2 separate regions of the Homo sapiens genome follow, and region 1 is linked to region 2. Evidence: chromatin loops called from intact Hi-C (ENCODE). Cell type or tissue: body of pancreas. All regions are shown on one strand. Each heading gives the region's core, and the rest is flanking DNA. Links, peaks and the distances in the headings are about the cores only.

What was found. A loop is a pair of places that touch in the nucleus more often than their neighbours do. Peaks named below come from ENCODE experiments on the same cell type or tissue, not always from the same donor. Only the 100,000 strongest peaks of a DNase experiment are listed, where the experiment ranks them.
Region 1: a loop joins it to region 2, with 3 times the contacts of the local background. A loop is called at or near these places in 66 of 110 quality-filtered maps.

What each region holds. Positions count from the first base shown.
Region 1 is chr12:57,184,123-57,195,880 of GRCh38, forward strand. It overlaps LRP1 (LDL receptor related protein 1), which reads left to right. Exons shown (of 89, transcript NM_002332.3): 37 at 1-92; 38 at 204-330; 39 at 717-868; 40 at 959-1,083; 41 at 1,409-1,786; 42 at 3,145-3,334; 43 at 6,683-6,887; 44 at 7,198-7,390; 45 at 8,723-8,848; 46 at 9,054-9,182; 47 at 9,444-9,563; 48 at 9,777-9,890; 49 at 10,232-10,381; 50 at 10,455-10,577; 4 more. MIR1228 (microRNA 1228) reads left to right here and starts at 10,382; the gene lies at 10,382-10,454. RefSeq lists an enhancer at 8,438-8,937. In body of pancreas, for the core only: no CTCF peak of the experiment used is centred there; no DNase peak of the experiment used is centred there.
Region 2 is chr12:57,064,276-57,075,473 of GRCh38, forward strand. It overlaps NEMP1 (nuclear envelope integral membrane protein 1), which reads right to left. Exons shown (of 9, transcript NM_001130963.2): 2 at 8,513-8,637; 3 at 6,399-6,618; 4 at 4,959-5,031; 5 at 371-464. Among named protein-coding and RNA genes, the nearest start is that of NEMP1, 8.9 kb to the right of the region's middle. RefSeq lists an enhancer at 5,606-5,675. In body of pancreas, for the core only: a CTCF peak has its summit at 5,339 (motif pointing right); a DNase peak (open chromatin) is centred at 5,366; H3K27ac peaks cover 549 bases.

The DNA of each region.
Region 1 (11,758 bases), core at 3,758-11,757, 120 kb after region 2:
GAGGTCGCCCGGCTCAATGGCTCCTTCCGCTACGTGGTGATCTCCCAGGGTCTAGACAAGCCCCGGGCCATCACCGTCCACCCGGAGAAAGGGTGAGGAGCTGGAAAGACTGGCCTTGTCATTCTGCCCATGGCCCATGCTGATGAGGCCCTGTCTCCTCCAGGGTCTGAGGACTGACCCCCACTTCCACCCCCACCCTACAGGTACTTGTTCTGGACTGAGTGGGGTCAGTATCCGCGTATTGAGCGGTCTCGGCTAGATGGCACGGAGCGTGTGGTGCTGGTCAACGTCAGCATCAGCTGGCCCAACGGCATCTCAGTGGACTACCAGGTTCGCACGCCAACTTGGCCTTGGATCCGATGGTAGACCCCTGACCCAGGCTCCTGTTCCCTGTGATGAGCCCATTCTGGGAGGACTTGGAGCCCAGGGGAAGTCACAGGGTCTCCCAGCCCAGCCCTCCACCCAGAGTAGGACTCCTGCTACCACAGAGATGATGGGCAGGGGTCGCTCAGAAGTGGGGAGTGGGGGAGTGGAGAGATGCCTGGAGGTCACCTTATCAGCAGGGCAGTGGGCAGGAGTGTATGCAGGAGGCAGGAGTGAGTTAGGGGAGGCTGAACTGAGGGCCTCACTCTGGCCCAGGCACTCCCTGCTGCCCCAGACATGGGGCTGGCAGCGAGCTCAGCCCTGGAGGTGAGGTGGGTGCCTCTGGCCTGTAGGATGGGAAGCTGTACTGGTGCGATGCACGGACAGACAAGATTGAACGGATCGACCTGGAGACAGGTGAGAACCGCGAGGTGGTTCTGTCCAGCAACAACATGGACATGTTTTCAGTGTCTGTGTTTGAGGATTTCATCTACTGGAGTGACAGGTGAGGGCTTCTGTCCTGGCCTCCTCAGCTGATCTCTTCCTTCCCTCCTGCCTCCACTGATGCCCTGCTTGTGCCCTGTCCTTCCCTCAGGACTCATGCCAACGGCTCTATCAAGCGCGGGAGCAAAGACAATGCCACAGACTCCGTGCCCCTGCGAACCGGCATCGGCGTCCAGCTTAAAGACATCAAAGTCTTCAACCGGGACCGGCAGAAAGGTGAGGCTGGGGCTCTGGGCTGGGGTGGAGAGGTGAGGGGGACTCTGGCCTGGGAGAGTGCTCCCCAGGGAACCCAGTGTGAGAGGGCTGGGAGACAAGTTAGACCCATGGGGCAACTTCCGATGGCCCGAGAGACCCAGGGATGGGGAGGAAAGGCTGAGGTGCTCTGGGACAGATCTTGGCATTGGACTCTGGGCCCTGGAGGGTCATTCAAGCTGGGAATACCGAGGCAGAGGGCAGAGCTTTCGCCAAAGCCTGGATGACAAAGGCACCAGTGAGCCTTTCCCAAGGCAGGCCCTGCCCTCTGTACCCTCCCCTCCCCCAGGCACCAACGTGTGCGCGGTGGCCAATGGCGGGTGCCAGCAGCTGTGCCTGTACCGGGGCCGTGGGCAGCGGGCCTGCGCCTGTGCCCACGGGATGCTGGCTGAAGACGGAGCATCGTGCCGCGAGTATGCCGGCTACCTGCTCTACTCAGAGCGCACCATTCTCAAGAGTATCCACCTGTCGGATGAGCGCAACCTCAATGCGCCCGTGCAGCCCTTCGAGGACCCTGAGCACATGAAGAACGTCATCGCCCTGGCCTTTGACTACCGGGCAGGCACCTCTCCGGGCACCCCCAATCGCATCTTCTTCAGCGACATCCACTTTGGGAACATCCAACAGATCAACGACGATGGCTCCAGGAGGATCACCATTGTGGAAAGTGAGCCCAGACCCTAAGTCTTCCCAGGAAGTGGGACATGGGGCGGGGAGCAGCACAGACTCTTAGACCCCAGCCAGGCACTCTACCCTAGGTCTGAATCCCAGCAGCTACAACTCAGCTGAATCCAACTGCACCCCCGCAGTTACATGACTCCTGATTTGGAGTCAGCGTCAGCCCCCGACTTCCTCCCGCCACTGGTCCTAGTTCTGCCTTCAGAGCTGCACAGAACAAGCGAGAGGTCTCTGTGGAGCCCAACGCTCACAAACCCAGGCTGCAGACATGGGGCTGAGCTCCAGTCACTTGGGCTTTCAATAACTTGGGTCAGTTTCCTGCTCTTGCCAAGCCTGAGCCTTCTCATCTGCGTGGATGAGTGTCTCATCTGAGACAGGATTCCTCGAGCTGCTGCGCAGGAAGGCTTAGCTCAGTGATGCTGGGGACGGAGTGTGTGCTCTGGAAAGAGCAGTTACAGTGTCAGGGCTGTCATCACAGGACAGCCTTTCAGCTCTTTGAAAACTGCATCCTGCTACATTTTCTCTTCTTCAGCCTGGTTACCACCGGGTCCCTTGACTCATTCATTTGCTCATATATTCATTCAGCTGGTCCATAAAGACCTGCCAGGCACCGAACTAGGTGCTACGTATACAGACCTGTCCTTTCAGCCTTTTCTGGGACATTTTCTGCTGCACATAGTCCAGCCTGCATGTCTGTCTAAAAATGTAGCATCCGAAGCTAAACTCGGTACTCCATGCTCGTAGCTTGATCAGGAGAGACTGGCACATCAATCCCCAGACCCCTGGAAGGGATGTCCCCTCACCTCCGGCTGTCTGCAGACCATACCACAGCATGGCCCTTTGGCAGCCACCATCGCTTATAGCCACTAACACTCTAGTCTTTTCTCTTACACTGCTGTTCGGCTGTGTCTCTCACTGTGCCTTGGTTCTTTAACCTGAGTTTAAGATGTCTGCTTTATAAAATAATCAATCCAGCTCAGGGTCTTTTTAAGTAGGGGGCTCCCCAGTACAGCCCAAGCAGGATTTGATTTACAGAAATCTACATTGCACTCAGCTCAGCAGAACTGCAGCTCCAGGAAAGTGCAAACACACCAGAAAGCCCGATTGCCCTCAGTGGGAGAGGGTTGAGAGGTGACCACAGGTCATTTGAGTGAGGACAGCAGAGGTTGGGGGCACTGAGTCAGACCCTGGTGCCCCCGAGCCCTCTCTGCTGCACCTCTTGCACTCCCATACCCCACACTTCGCCTTCCAGCCAGGAGAGCACCTGCCCCAGGCTGTCCCCCACGGCTCCTGTGCAGGCTGCCCTCTGGGCCCTCCTGACAAATCGCTGCTCCTGTCTCTTCACAGACGTGGGCTCCGTGGAAGGCCTGGCCTATCACCGTGGCTGGGACACTCTCTATTGGACAAGCTACACGACATCCACCATCACGCGCCACACAGTGGACCAGACCCGCCCAGGGGCCTTCGAGCGTGAGACCGTCATCACTATGTCTGGAGATGACCACCCACGGGCCTTCGTTTTGGACGAGTGCCAGAAGTGAGCTGCTGCCTGGGGATGGGGGTAGCAGGGAGAGGTGGGACTCGGGGTGGCAGAAACTCCCCAGGCAGATCCAAGCGGGGGTGCAGGAGAGGCAGGCCCTCACTTGAGCTCCACCCTTCCCTGCTGTGTGATCTGGGGAGAGGTGCAAAAGCTTCCTAAGCTTCAGGTTCCTCTTCTGTGATACAAGCTGGCTAAGATTCCAGCTGCCTGCACCAAAGGGAGCATCAGGACTGTGGGGGACGCTCTGCCTTTGTGATTGATTCATTCATCAGAGCACCATGTTGGAGGCACAGGGTAGGGCCTCTAGCTCTGGGATCCAAAGCTTCAGGCAAAGAATGTTTGTCGAACCCTTCGTACAGAAGCCTAAGGCTGGGCCTACCAAGCCACCTAGCTGGGTTGAGAAGTCATACTTGTGGGAAGTAATGGTAACTGGCACAGGGCTGTATACGGGTGACCACAGGTGTCATGAAGGCAGTAGATTGGCCCAGAGCCTGGAACTGGAAAAGACAAGGAAGGCCAGCTCGGACAGGGGAAGTGCTTTGAGCAAAAGCCTGAAGAAAGGCAAATTCAAGGCAGGGAGGACAGAGGGGGACCTCTGCATGCCATAGAGCATAGGCAGGCCTGAGCCCAGCCAGGAAGTGAGGTCAGGGTGCGGAGGAGTTAGGAGCACAAGCCAGGACAGGTGGCAGAAAGCACCCGGGGGTGGGTGCTCCCCCTGGAGGGTTCACCCGCAGTCAGCCTGCTCTGTTCTCCCGCAGGGGCAGCCCTCATCCCGGCTGTTTGGGCCTCTAGTGAGCCACCCCCTCGCCTTAGGGATCCAGGCCCACATGTTAGCAACATTTTTTTCCCAATTCAGCAGTGCTTGGAATGTTTTTCAAAAGCTTTACTAGGAAACTAGTAAACACAACCCAAAGCAGCTGTATAGATACGTGAGTGTCCCGAACCCAGATTCCCCCCACCAGTCCCCCAATGTCAGTCACCTCCAACCTGGCTCAAGGACCCTCTGTTTCCTCCTGCCTCTGTCATCTGGCACATCTGCAGCTGATGATGAAGGTCCAGTCCCCCCTTCCATGACCCTCGGCTGCCTCACCTGTCTGGGGATGGCCTCAGAGCCTGTCCCTCATGAGTCTGGAGCTTCCCTGGAGGGTCCAGCAAGGCTGCCTGGCCCTCGTCCCAGAGGACGTGACCCCCTGGCTGCCCACCAAGCTCCTTTCTTATGAGGCCAGGGGATTCCATCACGCATTCAGCGAGTGGCTTTTGAGGGCAAAGAAGGTGCAGAGGACCCAGTGGGGAGCGCGAGGGGCGTCATGAAGAGCTTCGTGGCTGTGTGCTGAGGACTGGCCCCACCTGGAAGTCAGGGAACGTGTCCTTGAAGAGGCGGCATGTTAGCCAGCGTCTGAGGATGGCAGGAGTGGCTGGGTGGGAGCATGGTCCCAGTGCCCAGGAGAAAGAGCTGAGCTGGCAGGAGGGGCCCTCCCCCTGGCCACAAGGAGCAGGCACTTTCGGGGAATCAGAAGGAGCCAGTGTGGACCCCAGTGGAGAGGGCAGGGGCAAGTGGAGACTCCAACAACCCAGCCTCCTCCTGAGCCCTCCCCGCGTCAGCACTGGAGCACTGATGGCCCTGTAGAGCTCACAGTAGGATAGTTAGAAGGTCCGCCATGTTCCTGGACACTGAGCACCTACCCCAGGAAAGCCTCTCTCTCCCTCCTGCCCCATTCCTGGGAAGCAGGTTCACCCAGACCACAGTTGTGTCACATGGAGGAGTTTGTTGACGCCAGGAGGAAAACCACTTCTCACTGCAGGTGTGAGTAGTTTCACCTGAGGTGTAGGAGTTCCTGGTGGGGACTGACAGGCCAAGTCCAATCCTGACAAGCCAGGAAGATGACTGGCCACTGCCCCAGGATACCCATTTTCCCTTATGGAGGCTAGAAGGACACGCCGCCTCCCTCCCAACTTACATCCCGATTCCAGAGCCACCGCAAACCCCTGCTCTCCTCCAGGATGAGGCCCTTAAGATCAGAGCTTCTCACGAGCTCGCCGAGGCTCAGGGCAGCCAGTGTCTCCAGAGGGGCAGAGCAGCACCATTTTCCTACGTGAGCCCAGCAGAAGGCGGGATAGTTCAATGGTGCTGGAGACGCTGGGGGTGGGCAAGAAGGGTGTGACCTGGAGAGGTCTGAGGAGACAAGTTCACAGGCCAGAGGACAGATCTGTGGCCAGAATGGTGAGGGGCAGAGGTAGGAGGAGGCCAGAGGCACTGGGGTGGGGGCGGGGGCAGGTCCTGTTAGGGAACTGGAGAACGGAGCTGGCTTTTGTGTGGCTTGGTGGTCTCAGACTCCACTGTGCCTAAGGATCGCCTAGGAGCAAGAGAATGTGGAGTCCCCTGCCCCGCCCTGGGCCTAGCTGAGTGACAAGCTCTGGGACCGAGGACCCAGGGCTCACCATCCAATGCCGGTGGTCCAAGGACCACTCTGTCACACCCAGGGTAGTGCATGACCAGCCCTGAGGCCTTCCACAGCCCCCCTCCAGCCTCAGCACCACCCCACAAGGAGCACGGCATAATTGGGGGCTGGCTGTTCCCATTGCCTCCTTTACTGAGAGGAAACCAGGGCTCAGAGGGGCGACAGGCTCATTCAAAGTTGGAGCCGTTACGAGGCAGAACGGTGGCTCCAACCCCAAACATGCAAAGGCCTCAAAGTACGGAGAAGGGGACTCTTGAGAGCTGCTTGAGGATAGGACCCACATACCCCAGGACCTGGGACACATGCCACACTCAGCTCCACAAGGGCTTCCTGAATGATCTGGAAGACAGCCAGCCTCCCTGCACAGAAGAGAGCAGTTAAGAATAAACTCCTGGGAAATACTCACATAGTGTGTGCCATCTGTCCTTAAGATGGAGATTAACTTCTTCCACTCTCACATCCTGCGAGGCAGGTGGTGCTACCATCCCCACCTCATAGAGGAGGAAACTGAGGCACAGGGCAGTTGAGTAAGTTGCCTAAGGGCACCTAGCTGGTGGGTGGTGGAGCCAGGGCTGGAACCCCAGGGCCTGTCTCACTTGGCTGCACCGGCTCTCTTCTCAGCAAGTAGACGGTCACTGCCCAGATACTGCAATGTGAATATCTCACACTTGGCCCTCATCCCCTCACACTCAGCCACCTCGTGTGTGAACTGTCTGTGCAATAGTGGGGCCCTTCCTGGGCATTGGGGCACTGCTGGCCTCTATGGCTCTGGGGTGGCTTTGCCCTGGCAGGCTTCCAGGTTCCAGGTGCCTACGCGTCCTGGCCTGTGCCCTCTGTTGTGGATTCTCAGGCTTTGCCTCCTGATCTCTGGACCCTCTTCCCCCAGCCTCATGTTCTGGACCAACTGGAATGAGCAGCATCCCAGCATCATGCGGGCGGCGCTCTCGGGAGCCAATGTCCTGACCCTTATCGAGAAGGACATCCGTACCCCCAATGGCCTGGCCATCGACCACCGTGCCGAGAAGCTCTACTTCTCTGACGCCACCCTGGACAAGATCGAGCGGTGCGAGTATGACGGCTCCCACCGCTATGTGAGTCTGCGGGGTGGGTGAGCTGGCGGGCGGCTGAGGGGAGGCCAGGGCCAGGGTCAGCCGTCAACCAAGACCGTCCAGGCACAGACATGGTGGGAACAGCTGGGAGGAGGTGAGTGCCTCCAGGCCCCAGCCTCGGTCAACCCCACCCTGTCCAGCTTGCTCCTCATCAGCTAGACGAGGGAGATAGCAGGATGCCTCTGCGGGCCCTCATTCTGTAGCTGTCAGAGGCCAGGCCAGGCTGTGGTCCGGTGGAGACTGGGCAAGAGGCCTGAGCGATGCTGTGACGGTGATGGTGCTGTCTCCACAGGTGATCCTAAAGTCAGAGCCTGTCCACCCCTTCGGGCTGGCCGTGTATGGGGAGCACATTTTCTGGACTGACTGGGTGCGGCGGGCAGTGCAGCGGGCCAACAAGCACGTGGGCAGCAACATGAAGCTGCTGCGCGTGGACATCCCCCAGCAGCCCATGGGCATCATCGCCGTGGCCAACGACACCAACAGCTGTGAGTGGGGCTGCCGCCAGCTGCCTCACCCTCCTGCCTGTCGTGCATGGACATACAAACACACACCCCACACACACATCGCACATACCACACGCACCCTACACATACCACACACACACATCCCACACATACTACACTACACACACCACACCACATACACACACCACACCCCTCCCACACACTCAACACATACACACCACACCATACACACCCCCCACACACCACATACACATACACCCCCAACACATACACACACATACACACCCCACATACACACACCACACATATCACATGCACACCCCACATATACCACACCACACACATACCACACACACACCACACACCACATACACACCACACATACCACACACACCCCACACATACCACATACACACACCACCACACACACTACACATACCACACACACACCACATACACACACCACATACACACACCACACATGACACATACACACCACACATAGGACACACATACACATGCCACACACCTACCACCCACAACACACATCACACACACACCACACAGCACACACACACACCACACACCACACGTACCACAAACATGCCACACACACACACACACATCTCACAGACATACTATAAACACCCCACACCCCACACACCACACCCCACACACACTTGCCTGGTCCTGCTCTCCCTGGGCCTCCATTACACAGACACACACAGCTGTACACACCTTTGGAACCGCAAAACCCCCAGTGCTCCTGTACCCCTTCCCACCAAGGCATCTACGCACACAGATGGACTCTGCACACGCCTGGCATCTCCTCCACGTTGCACACACACATTCATGTCACACCCGCCCCTCAGGGCTCATCCATGCCCTCGGTGCCCCTACCCTCACCCTGGTCACTCTCCTCACTTGGAGCCACACAGACAGCCGAGAGCCTGGGTGCACGTGCCCTCAGTGGGCACGAGTACATGCCCCAGCGCCCCCCACCACAGACCTGCAGCTTTCCCAGGTGTCTCCCATGCGCCCTGGGGCTCACTACTGCACCCGTGATCTCAGGGCCCTCAGACTCGAATCTCTCAGAAACACTCCTCAAAGCCCACGGTGCCCTGCCTAAAAGCACACACATCCTCAACGGCACACCTGCCGAAAACCCCATGCACCTGGCCCTCCCACAGCAGCCATCCCCATGCCCTCCCCACTGGCTGCAAGCCGCTGTGCCTGCCGTGACTGAGCAGAGGCTTGGGAGCTCCATGAAGTCAGTGAATGGGTGGGTGCACTCTGGGTGCATGCACAGCAGAGAACACTCTCCAGCCCTGCGCCCACCCTGTCCCTGCTCAGGTGAACTCTCTCCATGCCGAATCAACAACGGTGGCTGCCAGGACCTGTGTCTGCTCACTCACCAGGGCCATGTCAACTGCTCATGCCGAGGGGGCCGAATCCTCCAGGATGACCTCACCTGCCGAGGTGAGAGAGGCGGGGGGGAGGGGCTGGCGGGGAACCCAAGCACACACCAGGGATGGTGACCATCTCCCCTACATGCTCCAGCCCAGCCCCCCAAAGCCTTTTGCCAAGAAGACGCTGATGATGACCTCAGCTCCCCGGGGGAGGAGGCGTGGGCACTGGGGCCCACAGCGCTGGCTCAGAAAGCTCCCTCCACCTCCCTCCCCAGCGGTGAATTCCTCTTGCCGAGCACAAGATGAGTTTGAGTGTGCCAATGGCGAGTGCATCAACTTCAGCCTGACCTGCGACGGCGTCCCCCACTGCAAGGACAAGTCCGATGAGAAGCCATCCTACTGCAGTAAGGAGCCCCCTGCAGCCCCTGCCTCTTCCAGGCCCAGAGCCCAGGTCCTCCTCCCCCAGGCCCCTGCAGGATGGAGCAGGATCAGGACCCAGCTTCCTGACCATGAGTTTTGGGAGCTCATGAAGGGCAGAACCACTGTTAGCCTGGACTGGGCCTTTGGGTTTGGGGGTGGCCAGCTGGACACGTGCATGACGTCTCAGGGAGGCAGCCCTTTCCCTGTGCCTGTGGCTGACACGCAGCCTACTCCTCCATTTGCAGACTCCCGCCGCTGCAAGAAGACTTTCCGGCAGTGCAGCAATGGGCGCTGTGTGTCCAACATGCTGTGGTGCAACGGGGCCGACGACTGTGGGGATGGCTCTGACGAGATCCCTTGCAACAGTGAGTGAGGCGCACTGGCATAACCCATCTGTACCTCAGTTCCTGCCCCACCCCTCCCTGGCCAAGCTTTGTCCCTGGGCCCCGTGGTGTCTGGTTCAAGGCACTCTGTGACAGGCCAGGGCAGGTGCTGTGGGCCAGGAGCTCTGTCCTGCGTCCTTCTGGCCCCCACAGAGAAAACTCTGGCCTGACGATACGGGGCGGGCACTGTTCTAGAGACAGCCTGTGGTGTGGGCGAGTTCCGCTGCCGGGACGGGACCTGCATCGGGAACTCCAGCCGCTGCAACCAGTTTGTGGATTGTGAGGACGCCTCAGATGAGATGAACTGCAGTGAGTGACGCCCTTTGCTGGCACCTCCTGGGCTCCTCCCCATCGCTCACTGCATCTCCCGCCTTCAGGCCCTCCTGCACCTGCCCACATTCCTCTCTGCCTTCCCTCATCCCCGCTGACAGCCTCCATCTCCCTGAGGCCCTGTCCCCATCCCGCTCCTGCTCCTGGGCTCTCGTGGGGTTCCGAGAGGGGGCAGTGAGCAGATGGTGCAGACAGTGCCCCACCAGAAGGGCACCGTTCAACTTTTGGAAACACATGAAGGCTCCATAGGGCTGGCAGCTGCCCCAGTCGGGGGTGATCCAGGGGGAACCAGGTATCACCCTCACCCCTGCCCCCACCAGGTGCCACCGACTGCAGCAGCTACTTCCGCCTGGGCGTGAAGGGCGTGCTCTTCCAGCCCTGCGAGCGGACCTCACTCTGCTACGCACCCAGCTGGGTGTGTGATGGCGCCAATGACTGTGGGGACTACAGTGATGAGCGCGACTGCCCAGGTGGGCGGGGGCAGGTGTGTGGTGGGTGGTGGCCTGCGGTGAGCAGGGCCCTCACACCTGCCTCGCCCCCCAGGTGTGAAACGCCCCAGATGCCCTCTGAATTACTTCGCCTGCCCTAGTGGGCGCTGCATCCCCATGAGCTGGACGTGTGACAAAGAGGATGACTGTGAACATGGCGAGGACGAGACCCACTGCAGTGAGTGACCACTGCACCCACTCAGTGCTCCAAGAGCCTGCTGGGCCCCACTTCTTAGTCCCCCCCAGCAAATGCCCCCTTGGAAAAGGGCATCCAGAGCCTTCAACCCCCTGCCCCACACCCCAACTCTTGAGGTCAGACTCAGAGACTCTGCCTCTAGCTGCTGCTGAGCCCCCCCACAGAGGGGTGCTGTGGGCATCTCTCCTGTCCTTCCCATGGCATCAGCCTCCCCAGGTGGGTGACCCCCACCCTTCCCCATCTAACTGTGGCTTCTGACTGCCCCAGACAAGTTCTGCTCAGAGGCCCAGTTTGAGTGCCAGAACCATCGCTGCATCTCCAAGCAGTGGCTGTGTGACGGCAGCGATGACTGTGGGGATGGCTCAGACGAGGCTGCTCACTGTGGTAAGGAAGCTGGGATTGGGCCGGGGGAGGTGCCCCAGGGAGGGACAGACCCCACCCAACTCCACCCCACACACAGACACCCCTGCAGACGACGGCGAACCATCACCTCCACTGCTAGACCTGATCTACCCGCTCCTAAGTCTCTCAGTGGCCCTCTCTCCCCCTACAGAAGGCAAGACGTGCGGCCCCTCCTCCTTCTCCTGCCCTGGCACCCACGTGTGCGTCCCCGAGCGCTGGCTCTGTGACGGTGACAAAGACTGTGCTGATGGTGCAGACGAGAGCATCGCAGCTGGTTGCTGTGAGTGGCGGGGCCACGTGGAGCGGGTGGACAGCAAATGGCCACAGTCTCACTTTGCAGATGGGGAAGCCGGGGTGCAGGAGAGGAAATGCCTCAGCGGGGTCCACTGGGGGCGGAGCCATAGCTGTAGCCCAGGTGTCCAGACTCCTCATCCAGTGCCCTGCCCACTCTACCAGGAGAACCACAGGAGGTTAGAGTGAGGGACGGTCGGCCGCTGGCCAGGCAGGGCTGAAGGGCTGTGTCCACCTCTGTCCACAGTGTACAACAGCACTTGTGACGACCGTGAGTTCATGTGCCAGAACCGCCAGTGCATCCCCAAGCACTTCGTGTGTGACCACGACCGTGACTGTGCAGATGGCTCTGATGAGTCCCCCGAGTGTGGTGAGCCTTCGGCGGTGGTGGGAGGAGGCCCTGCCCTCTGCCGGGCCAGGGCATCAGCCTCACAGGTCCATTCCTCCCCCAGAGTACCCGACCTGCGGCC
Region 2 (11,198 bases), core at 2,191-10,190:
AAAATTCAACCTACTCAAAATGCACAAAAAACACTTCTCTTAAAAAGATGTCCTTTATACTTAAAATGGTACAGTCTGCAACGAACACTGGGAAGATGAAATGCTAAATAACTTAAAAGCCTGGCTATATAATTAAAAAACAGGAAGCAGACTTTAATCCCCCTCTGAGCACAGGATTTTATATAAAAAGAAAGAATTTGTAATCAGGCTCCAAGTTTCATCGTGGAAAGTACCTTTCTGAATCAAGGAGAGTAGGATATTGACTCATCAGCCATCAATACACATTTTCAGTTTTCTAAGATTACCCAGGAAAACAGTCCTTCAGCTATCCAAATTCATTCTAGCTGCACATGAAGATTCTGATACTTACCTTAGGCATAAACTTAGATAGTATAAAAATGATGATTAGCAGAGAGGCCACAATTCCCACAGTCATCCCAGTAGAGTAGTAGAAAATTTGACTTCTGCAGGAAAAAAATGTATTTCATGACCATATGTATATATTTCATACATAGCACTGTTGAAACTAGGACAACTAACCCAGCCGAAAGATTTTAAAAGGTACAAGATTAGAGCAGTACAAGCATCAGAGACATTTCAAATTTGGTTCCAGACCACTGCAATAAACCAAATATTGCAATTGCAGTAAGTAAGTCACACAAATTTTTTGGTTTCCCACTGCATATAAAAATTGTTTACACTATATTATAGTATATTAAGTGTACAACAGCATTATGTCTTAAAAATATATATTCCTTAATTAAAAATACTTTGCTAAAACCTGCTAAAGATCATCTACGCCTTCAGTGAGTCATCATTTTTTTTGCTGGTGGAGGGTCTCACTTCCATGTTGATGGCTGTTGACTGATGAAGGCAGTGGTTTCTGAAGGCTGGAGTGGCTGTGGCAATTTCTTAAAATATAATGAAGTTTGCTGCATTGACTCATCCTTTCAATGAAGATTTCTCTAAAGCATGCAATACTGTCTGATAGCATTTTACCACAACTTCTTTCAAAACTGGAGTCAATCCTCCAACAGCATTAACCCTTAACAAGAGGATCACCCCTCCTTTGAAGCTAGGCACTGACTTCTCTCTCGCTATCAAAGTCCTCAATGGCATCTTCTTCTAGTATAAGGCTATTTTGTCTACACTGAGGAGCTCTTTAATTGTAGCCACTTTCAACAATGATGTTAGCTAGATCTTCTGAATAACTTGCTACAGCTTCTATATCAGTGCTTGGTTCATCTTTTTTTTTTTTTTTTTTGAGACAAAGTCTCACTCTGTTGCCCAAGCTGGGGTGCGATGGCGTCATCATGGCTCACTGCAGCCTTGATCTACTGGGCCCAGGTGATTCTCCCACCTCAGCCTCCCGAGTAGCTGGTACCATGACTTTTTTGTATTTTTTGTAAAGGCAGGGTTTCACCATGTTGCTCAGGCTGGTCTCGAACTCCCTGGGCTCAAGTGATCTGCCCGCCTCAGCCTCCCAAAGTGCTGGGACTACAGGCCTGAGCCACCACGCCTAGCCTACCTTGCACTTATGTAATAAGACAGCTTCTTTCCTTAAATCTCATGAACCAAGAACCTTCACTAGCTGTAAACTTTTCTTCTGAGGCTTCCTCACCTCTCACCCTTCACAGAATTGAAGACAGTTAGGGTCTTGCTCTGGATCAGCCTTTAGCTTTAAAAAAGTTGTATCTGGCCGGGCATGGTGGCTCAAGCCTGTAATCCCAGCACTTTGGGAGGCTGAGATGGGAGGATCACGAGGTCCGGAGATCGAGACCATCCTGGTTAACACGGTGAAACCCTGTCTCTACTAAAAATACAAAAAAATTAGCTGGGTGTGGTGGCAGGCGCCTATAGTCCCAGCTACTAGGGAGGCTGAGGCAGGAGAATGGCATGAACCTGGGAGGCGGAGCTTGCAGTGAGCCGAGATCACGCCACTGCACTCCAGCCTGGGCAAGAGAGCAAGACTCTGTCTCAAAAAAACAAACAAACAAACAAAAAAAGAGTTGTATCTGGTTTAATCTTCTCAACAGCCAACTAAAACTCTCTCCATATCAGCAATAAGGCTGTTTCACTTTCTTATCACTTGTGTGTTCCCTGGAGTAGCACTTTTAATTTCCTTCAAGAACTTTCCCTTTGCACTCACAACTTGGCTAACTGCTCAGGACAAGAGGTCTAGCTTTCGGTCTGTCTTGGCTTTTGCTGTTCTCACTAAGCATAATCAGAGAGATGTATGACTCTTCCTTTCAGTTGAAGACTCACAATCTACTCTAGGGTTATTAATTGGCCTAGTTTCAATATTGCTGTTTCTCAGGGAATAGGGAGGCCCAAGAAGAAGGGAGACGGGAATAACCAATTGGTTGAGTTGTTAGAACACCCATGACATTTATCGATGAAGTTCACTGTCTAATATGGTTTGGCTGTGTCCCCACCCAAATCTCATCTTGAATTGTAGCTCCCATCATTCCCACGTGTTGTAGGAGGGAACTGGTGGGAGATAATTGAATCATGGGGGCAGTTGCCCTCATACTGTTCTCATGGTAGTGAATAAGTCTCATGAGATCTGATGGTTTTATAAGGGGTTTCCACTTTCACTTGGTTCTCATTCTCTCTTGCCTGCTGCCATGTAAGATGTGCCTTTTGCATTCTGCCATGATTATGAGGCCTCCCCAGCCACCAGGAACTGTGAGTCCATTAAACTTCTTTTTCTTTATAAATTATCCAGTCTTGGGTATCTTTATCAACAGTATGAAAATGAACTAATAGGCTGGGCGCAGTGGCTCACGCCTGTAATCCCAGCACTTTGGGAGGCTGAGGCAGGCAGATCATGAGGTCAGGAGATCGAGACCATCCTGGCTAACACGGTGAAACCCGTCTCTACTAAAAATACAAAAAATTAGCTGCACGTGGTGGCAGGTGCCTGTAGTCCCAGCTACTCGGGAGGCTGAGGCAGGAGAATGGCATGAACCCGGAAGGTGGAGCTTGCAGTGAGCCGAGATCGCGTCACTACACTCCAGCCTGGGCGACAGAGCGAGACTCTGTCTCAAAAAAAAAAAAAAGAAAATGAACTAATATACTGTCTTACATGGACATGTGGTGCCCCAAAATAATTGCAACAGCAGCATCAAAGATCACTGATTATGGATCACCATAACAGTTATAATCATATGAAAAAGTTTGAAATATTATAATTACTAAAATGTGACACACAGACCCCAAGTGAGCACATGCTGTTGGGAAAACGGTGTGATAGATTTGCTTGACCCAGGGTTGCCACGAACCTTCAATTTGGAAAGAAATGCACTATCTGTGAACCACAAAAAAGTGAAGTACAATAAAGTGATGTGTGACTATATTTGCCCAAAACTTGAGGTCAGAGAACTGTAGAGACTGATGCTATGTAGTTACTGCCAGATTATGAAGATTAGGATTAAAGGTCTTCCCTCATGTATTTCCCAATAATCAGCCTTTACGTAATGTCCTATTCACATCCCCATCATCTCTCCCGACCTGAATATTATTATTTTGTCACCCAGGCTGGAGTGCAGTGGTGCAATCACGGATCACTGCAGCCTCAACCTCCTGGGCTCAAGTGATCCTCCTACCTCAGACTCCCAAGTAGCTGGGACTACTGGCATGCACAACCATGCCTGGCTAATTTTTGTATTTTTTTGTAGAGGCAGGGTCTCACTATGTTACCTAGGCTGGTCTCAAACTCTTGGGCTCAAGTTATCCTCCCCCTTCAGCCTCCCAAAGTGCTAGGATTACAGGGGTGAGCCACCACAACCAGCCCCCCATTCCAGATTTTTTCTACCAGTTATTCCTCCCTGTTTCTCTCAGCATCACCAAAATAACAACTTCCAGCAACCCCACTCCAGCCCAACTTCAAACTCCAATTGTTAATCTTGCATTCACTACTCCACAAATACTTTTTACTTGTATACAAACTTAATGTTGATTTTACCTTCATTCAATGTTTATTTAGTTACCTATATATTTTCTTCATATTTGTACATGTCAGTCTCACCTGTCTTAACTAGTAGGTTCCTAAAGGAAAAAATGAATAAACACTTGATTTTTTTTTTTTTTTTTAAACAGGGTCTCCCTCTGTGGCCCAGGTTGAAGTACAGTGGTGTGATCTTGGCTCACCGCAACCTCCGCCTCCAGGCTCAAGCGGTTCTCGTGCCTTAGCCTCTCGAGTAACTGGGATCACAGGCACATACCACCACGTCCAGCTAATTTTTGTATAGACAGGGTTTTGCCATGTTGCCCAGGCTGAGCTGTGATATTTGTTTCCTTTTTTTTGAGATGGAGTCTTGCTCTGTTGCCCAGGCTGGAGCACAGTGGCACGATCTCGGCTCACTGCAAGCTCCACCTCCTGGGTTCACGCCATTCTCCTGCCTCAGCCTCACAAGTAGCTGGGACTACAGGCGCCCGCCACCACGCCTGGCTAATTTTTTTGCATTTTCAGTAGAGATGGGGTTTCACCGTGTTAGCCAGGATGGTCTCGATCTCCTGACCTCATGATCCGCCAGCCTTGGCCTCCCAAAGTGCTGTGATTACAGGCGTGAGCCACCGTACCCAGAAGCTATTTGTTTCTTTACGTCTGAACAAAATGAAACTCATCAACCCATGGACCTGTAAAGATGACACCTTAACACATTACTTCTAGCAATAGAAAGGGTGATGATGTTCCATTTCATTGTATTGGCTAACTCCTATCAACCTAATGATGGGCCAACCTAATGTGGGAATTTCACTATTGTCAACATTGTTCAAATAAGAAAAAACAAAAATCATAATACACATTAAAGTATTTTTTTAAATATCCAAGCAGGCAACGGCCAAGCCATAAAGGTCCTGGAAATGGGAATGGCAGTACTTAATAGTTACTATAAAACGCAGGCAGGATAGGTATGAGCCGTTTCATTCTGCACACTAGCCTTGGAACCTACCTGCTCAGCAAGTCTCCACAAAAAAATAGCATAAGTCCAAGAAGGAAAACAAGAAAGAGTTTGGGATCAAATCCTGAAATAAATAAAGATTTTTGCTTAATAAGGGAACAAAACTGCTTAAGGTATTATAGAATAAAAGACAACGTTGGCACTATTGGTCAGCTACAGTAAAAATAAATGCAAACAGCCCACCTAAAAAGCATTTAAATTTCACCTAAAGCCTGGGCACCCTTCCAATGTATAATTAGGTCTCTGTCTAACCTGTATTTGCCTGAAGATCTTACTTTTACTTAGGCTACCTATGCTAAGGTTAAAAGAAACTCAAGCTTCGTTTTGGACAAAGCTAGACACAGTACCATCAGCAATTCATGCAATCACCCACAAGGGGTCTCTATCACTCTGGCTTTCAAGCTTTAAGTCACTCACAGTCATGGAACTCAGCAGATTTGCCCAGAACTGTGGGTCAGGGCCTTGTGTTGTTCTCTAACTGGCTGCTTTTCTTGCCCAACAATACCACCTACTTCCCTTTGCTACAGAACACTGTGCTGGAAAAGCCTACACGCAAATACCTCTCACTCAGGACCAGGGGGCCCTAGCAAAGGCCCCTTAGTGGCATACCAGATACTCCCACAGCTTTCACATTCAAGAGTTCTACGGGAGGCCCACAAACAGAACAGGAGCAGAAGGAATCAGTAACTGTAGAAGGAACGTCAAAAAACAAGCCAACCCTACGTAACCAAAGAACCCTAGGACAAATGGAAGGGCACAACCTATTTCATACTAAACCTAGAAACATTTCTACTACTTACAACATCCCAGGACCCTGTGTAGTAACCAAGGGGAAACAAAGTCAGAGAGAATTCAACAGGATCCATCTCCCCTGAAACTTTCTCAGTCATCTTCAGAAAAGAGAAAACTTCTCCCAGTTCCACTGAATAAGTTTTAAACTGCAGTGGTCTTCATCTTTATTTATGGTTCCATGAATACTCTTTTTACTTGTGAATGATTTTCAATTTTACCTTTCTTCAATTTTTATTAACCATTCACGTCTTTAAATGTAGGCATGTACACATCAGACAGTTACCTTTGTCTAGAAGTGTCCAGAAGGTAGAACACGTCTATCTGATTTACTCTAAGAGTATTTGGCATATATGCTCAGGGACATTAGCAGCACAATGTAATTGGGAATAAAAGAATAAAAGTCTTCACAGTTCCAGGTAAGGAGGTACTCAGAATTTCCTGAGGTGGAGTTTCAATTCTAGGCCTGTCTGATAGGGGTGAAGTCTCCATGAACTGTTTAGAGCAGTGGTATACTCAGGGTTATAATCAGAACCCAACTGGAGCTGTCTTAGGCTGACTTCTCAGTCTCACTAATTATACCCTTCAGAACTCAGTCCTTATCACTACAGAATCCATCAGAAAAACAGAGGTGAGACTTACTCCGGATCACAATGACACTGTACTTGGTGTCCTTCTCTATAATCTCAACTTTGAGGCAGGTTTTTGTGCTGTATAGACCCACGTTAACATAGGTGTCATTCAATTTCTCTTTTAAAAAGGAGGAAAAAAAGTTCCAGATACTAAACTGCTCTAGCTCCTTCAGTTTCTCCTCATTCTCCACCTGGGTGACTCGAACCAATCTGGAACTATTTACTCGGATCTGTAACACAAATAAAATCAGGATGAGAAAAAAGGAAGTAGGAATTTTAATTTTTCACAAATACAATTTTTTAAAAAACCCTCAGACTAACAACCAAATCAGTAATGGTGCCAGTTTTCCACAAAGCTTATCAGAAATATAGAAATACAGTGGCTAAAACATAATTGGGCAAATAACACTGCACATGTTACAGAGAGACAGCTGTTAGAATACCTTCTTGTTAACATGATCTGAATCTACTATTAGGGCAGAACATAGAGGGAAAAAAGACTTCCAAACTGAAAGAGTTATCAATACAGCTATTTATTAGAGATCACACAAAGCAAAGGTCTATAATATTAAGAAAATTGCCAGGCATAAACTGCCCCAGAAAACTAAAAATGTTTTCCGTAATGACAGGCTGAGTTCAATCCATTGTCACAAGCCACTGATTATGAGTAAATGTTGGTTATAATGTGCCCCAGATGGAGTATCACTTTTTTATCAGATAATTTTTTTTTTTGAGATGGAGTCTCGCTCTGTCGCCCAAGCTGGAGTGCAGTGACATGACTTCAGCTCACTGCAACCGCCACCTCCTGGATTCAAGCGATTCTTCTGCCTCAGCCTCCTGAGTAGCTGGGACTACAGGGTGTGCGCCACCATGCCCAGTTAATTTTTGTATTTTTAGTAGAGACGGGGTTTCACCATATTGGCCAGGCTGGTCTCGAACTCCTGACCTCAAGTGATTTGCCCGCCTCAGCCTCCCAAAGTGCTGAGATTACAGGCATGAGCCACTGCGCCCGGCTTGTCAGACATTTTTTTTAAAGAATTTTTTTTAAAAATCCACAAGTTGGCTGGGCATGGCCCCCAGCTACTCAAGAGGCAGAGGTTGCAGGGAGCCGAGGTCGTGCCACTGCACTCCAGCCTGGGTGACTGAGCGAGACTCCGTCTCAAAAAAAAAAAACAAATCCACAAGTCCACCCTTATGTTTTTGATGTGAACAACAAATGTCCTTATCAGTAACTATGCTTATAACAACTACGACATTTCTGAAAGGACCTATTTTGTACAATCACTGTTACAGCCAGACATTCCTGTTTGCCAGGTGACTTAACAGTGTTATGAAATAAATGAGACCAAAGTAATTCTTCAGCTCGGGGGTTTATGAAATATCTCATATAGAATCAGAATAGGAACAGTGGGGCAAAAGAGTTTACATCCTCACAGGCACATAACAGTTTCCAGCCCAAAGAAGGCATAAGGCCTTTAAAAAGAAAGAAGGGGGCTGGGTGCGATAGCTCATGCCTATAATCCCAACACCTTGGGAGGCCAAGGTGGGCAGATCACCTGAGGGCAGGAGTTTCAGACCAGCCTGGCCAACATGATGAAACCCCATCTCTACAAAAAATACAAAAAAATTGGTCAGGTGTGGTGGCGTATGCCTGTAATCCCAGCTACTTGGGAGGCTGAGGCAGGAGAATCGCTTGAACCCGGGAGGCAGAGATTGCAGTGAGCCAAGATGGTGCCACTGCACTCCAGCCTGGGCGACAGAGGGAGACTCTGCCTCAAAAAATAAAAAATAAAAATAAAAAAAGAAAGAGGGGTATGTGTGCGTGCACACACACATACTGCAAAATGAAGGACAAGAAAACAAAGCAGTTTCTTTGGGAAAAGGAGGGAGGAGGAAAGAAGTTTACCTTAGAATACCGTAATCTACTTGAGGGAGCAGAGAGGAATACAAAGTAGGCATAAATGCTTATTGATGAAAACACAACTCAGGATAATCTCAACCCTAACAAGATTGTTAACAACATTTTTTTTAAGCATGTGAAGGGGAAGAAAGTGTCAAAATACTCACTAATCACCAACAGAAATTTACAGAAGCTGCCACTGCCAGAGGATTCCAAGTTATTACCTGTATCCGTGTCCATATATCATGCCATTTTGGGATAAGCACATTTGTGTAACAGAATTGTTGGCTGGCACGCTTTTCACAAACTTGGGATTCCTGAAGCATGACCACATTTACATCAGTTTCAGCTTTATGCAAAGAAAGGAAACAAGAATTAAACATAACAAGCTAATAACTATAACTCATTTCATGAAAAAGATTAAACTAACCATTTTCCTAAACTTTGGGTTAAAACATTAGCCAGACTGAGAAATAAGAAAAAAAACTGAGAAGAAGGAAGAACTAAGGCAGAATCTTATTTCTGTCGTTTAATTATTTAAATATTACACAGTCATTCAGTCAGAAAAGTAATAATAAAAACTACTATTAAGTATCTATTTTTTTTTTTTTTTGAGACAGTCTCGCTCTTTTGCCCAGGCCGGACTGCAGTGGGGCTATCTTGGTTCACTGCAAGCTCCGCCCCCTGGGTTCACGCCATTCTCCTGCCTCAGCCTGTAGCTGGGACTACAGGCGCCCGCCACCGTGCCCGGCTAATTTTTTTTTTTGTATTAAGTATCTATTAAGACAGTATGCTGCCAGGCGCGGTGGCTCATGCCTGTAATCCCAGCACTTTGGGAGGCTGAGGTGGGCGGATGACCTGAGGTCAGAAGTTTGAGATCAGCCTGACCAATATGGAGAAACCCCCCCGTCTCTACTAAAATACAAAAACATTAGCCAGGCGTGGTGGCACATGCCTGTAATCCCAGCTACTCGAGAGGCTGAGGCAGGAGAATCACTTGAACTTGGGAGGCGGAGGTTGAGGTGAGCCGAGATCACGCCATTGCACCCCAGCCTGGGCAAAAAGAGCAAAACTCTGTCTCAAAAAAATAAAAAATAAATACATAAATAAAAGAGACAGTATGCTGTCTCATTTAATGCTCCCAACAATGCTATGAGGTAAGCACTCTCATAATCCCTATTTTATAAATGAGGAACTGATGTTTAAGAAAGATTAAGTAATTTGCTCCAAAATCACACAAATAGTAAATAGCCTATCTGAGATTCACCCCCAGGTCTGACTATGGTCTTAAACACTAGATATACTTCCTGTCCTATAAAGGAATAAAGTAAGCTAAACTACTCCATCTGTTGATTTTCTCTATCCCTTTCCTGAGTAGAACAGAATTGGCAGGTTTTTTATTTTATTTTTTTATTTTTTTTTTGAGACAGGGTCTGGCTCTGCTGCTCAGGCTGGAGTACAGTAATGTGATCATAGCTCATTGCAGCCTCAAACTCTTGGGCTCAAACAATCCTCCCACTTCAGCCTCCCAAGTAGCCAGGACTACAGGTATACACCACCACACCCAGCTAGTTTTTTTTTTTTTTAAAGAGACAAGGTCTTACTATGTTGCCCAGGCTGGTCTTGAACTCCTGGCCTAAAGCAATCCTCCCACATTGGCCTCCCAAAGCACCCACGCTGACCTCCCAAAGCACTGGGATTACAGATCTGCCACCATGCCCAGCCAGCATTTTTTTTTTTTTTTTTCAGACAGGGTCTCACTCTGTCACCCAGGCTGGAATACAGTGGTGCGATCTTGGCTCACTGCAACCTCTGCCTCCCAGGTTCCAGCGATTCTCCCACCTCAGCCTCCTGAGTAGCTGGCATTACAGGCATGAGCCAACTCAATTGGCTAACTTTTTTTGTGTGTGTGTATTTTTGTAGTAGAGATGGGGTTTCACCATGTTGGCCAGACTGATCTAGAACTCCTGGCCTCAACTGATCCACCCACCTCAGCCTCCCAAAGTGCTGGGATTACAGGCGTAAGCCACCACGCCCAGCCAGCAATATTTTTAATATATAGTACTTTTGGAGGATACTAAAAGATTTCAAGGTTGTTTCCTTCCAGCTGTTTTGTGTCACTTCAAATTTTAACAGCAGGCAATGATTACATGCAGTCCCTCTGATTTACCAAAACAGAAGATTCTCCTCTCAATTTGTATTTAATATCAGCTAATTCAAGATTTAAAAGTGACCACTGTCCAGCCGGGCATGGTGGCTCACACCTGAAATCCCAGCACTTGGGGAGGCCAAGGCAGACGGATCACTTGAGGTCAGGAGTTCAAAACCAGCCTGGCCAACATGGTGAAACCCCGTCTCTACTACAAATACAAAAAAATCAGCTGGGCATGGTGGCGGGCACCTGTAATCGCAGCTTCTTGGGAGGCTGAGGCAGAAGAATCGCTTGAACCTGGGAGGGGAGACTGCAGTGAGCCGAGATCGCGCCTCTGCACTCCAGCCTGGGTGACAGAGCAAGACTACGTCTCAAAAAAATAAATAAGGGGCTGGGCGCCGTGGCTCACACCTGTAATCCCACCACTTTGGGAGGCCGAGGCAGGTGGATCACCAGGTCAGCAGATTGAAACCATCCTGGCTAACAAGGTGAAACCCCATCTCTACTAAAAGCACAAAAAAAATTAGCTGGGTACGGTGGCGGGCGCCTGTAGTCCCAGCTACTTGGGAGGCTGAGGCAGGAGAATGGCATGAACCCGGGAAGTGGAGCTTGCAGTGAGCCAAGATCACACCACTGCACTCCAGCCTGGGCGACAGAGCAAGACTCCATTTCAATATAAATAAATAAATAAATAAATAAATAAATAAATAAATAAATAGTTGGGAGCCAAGATCACACCACTGCACTCCGGCCTGGGC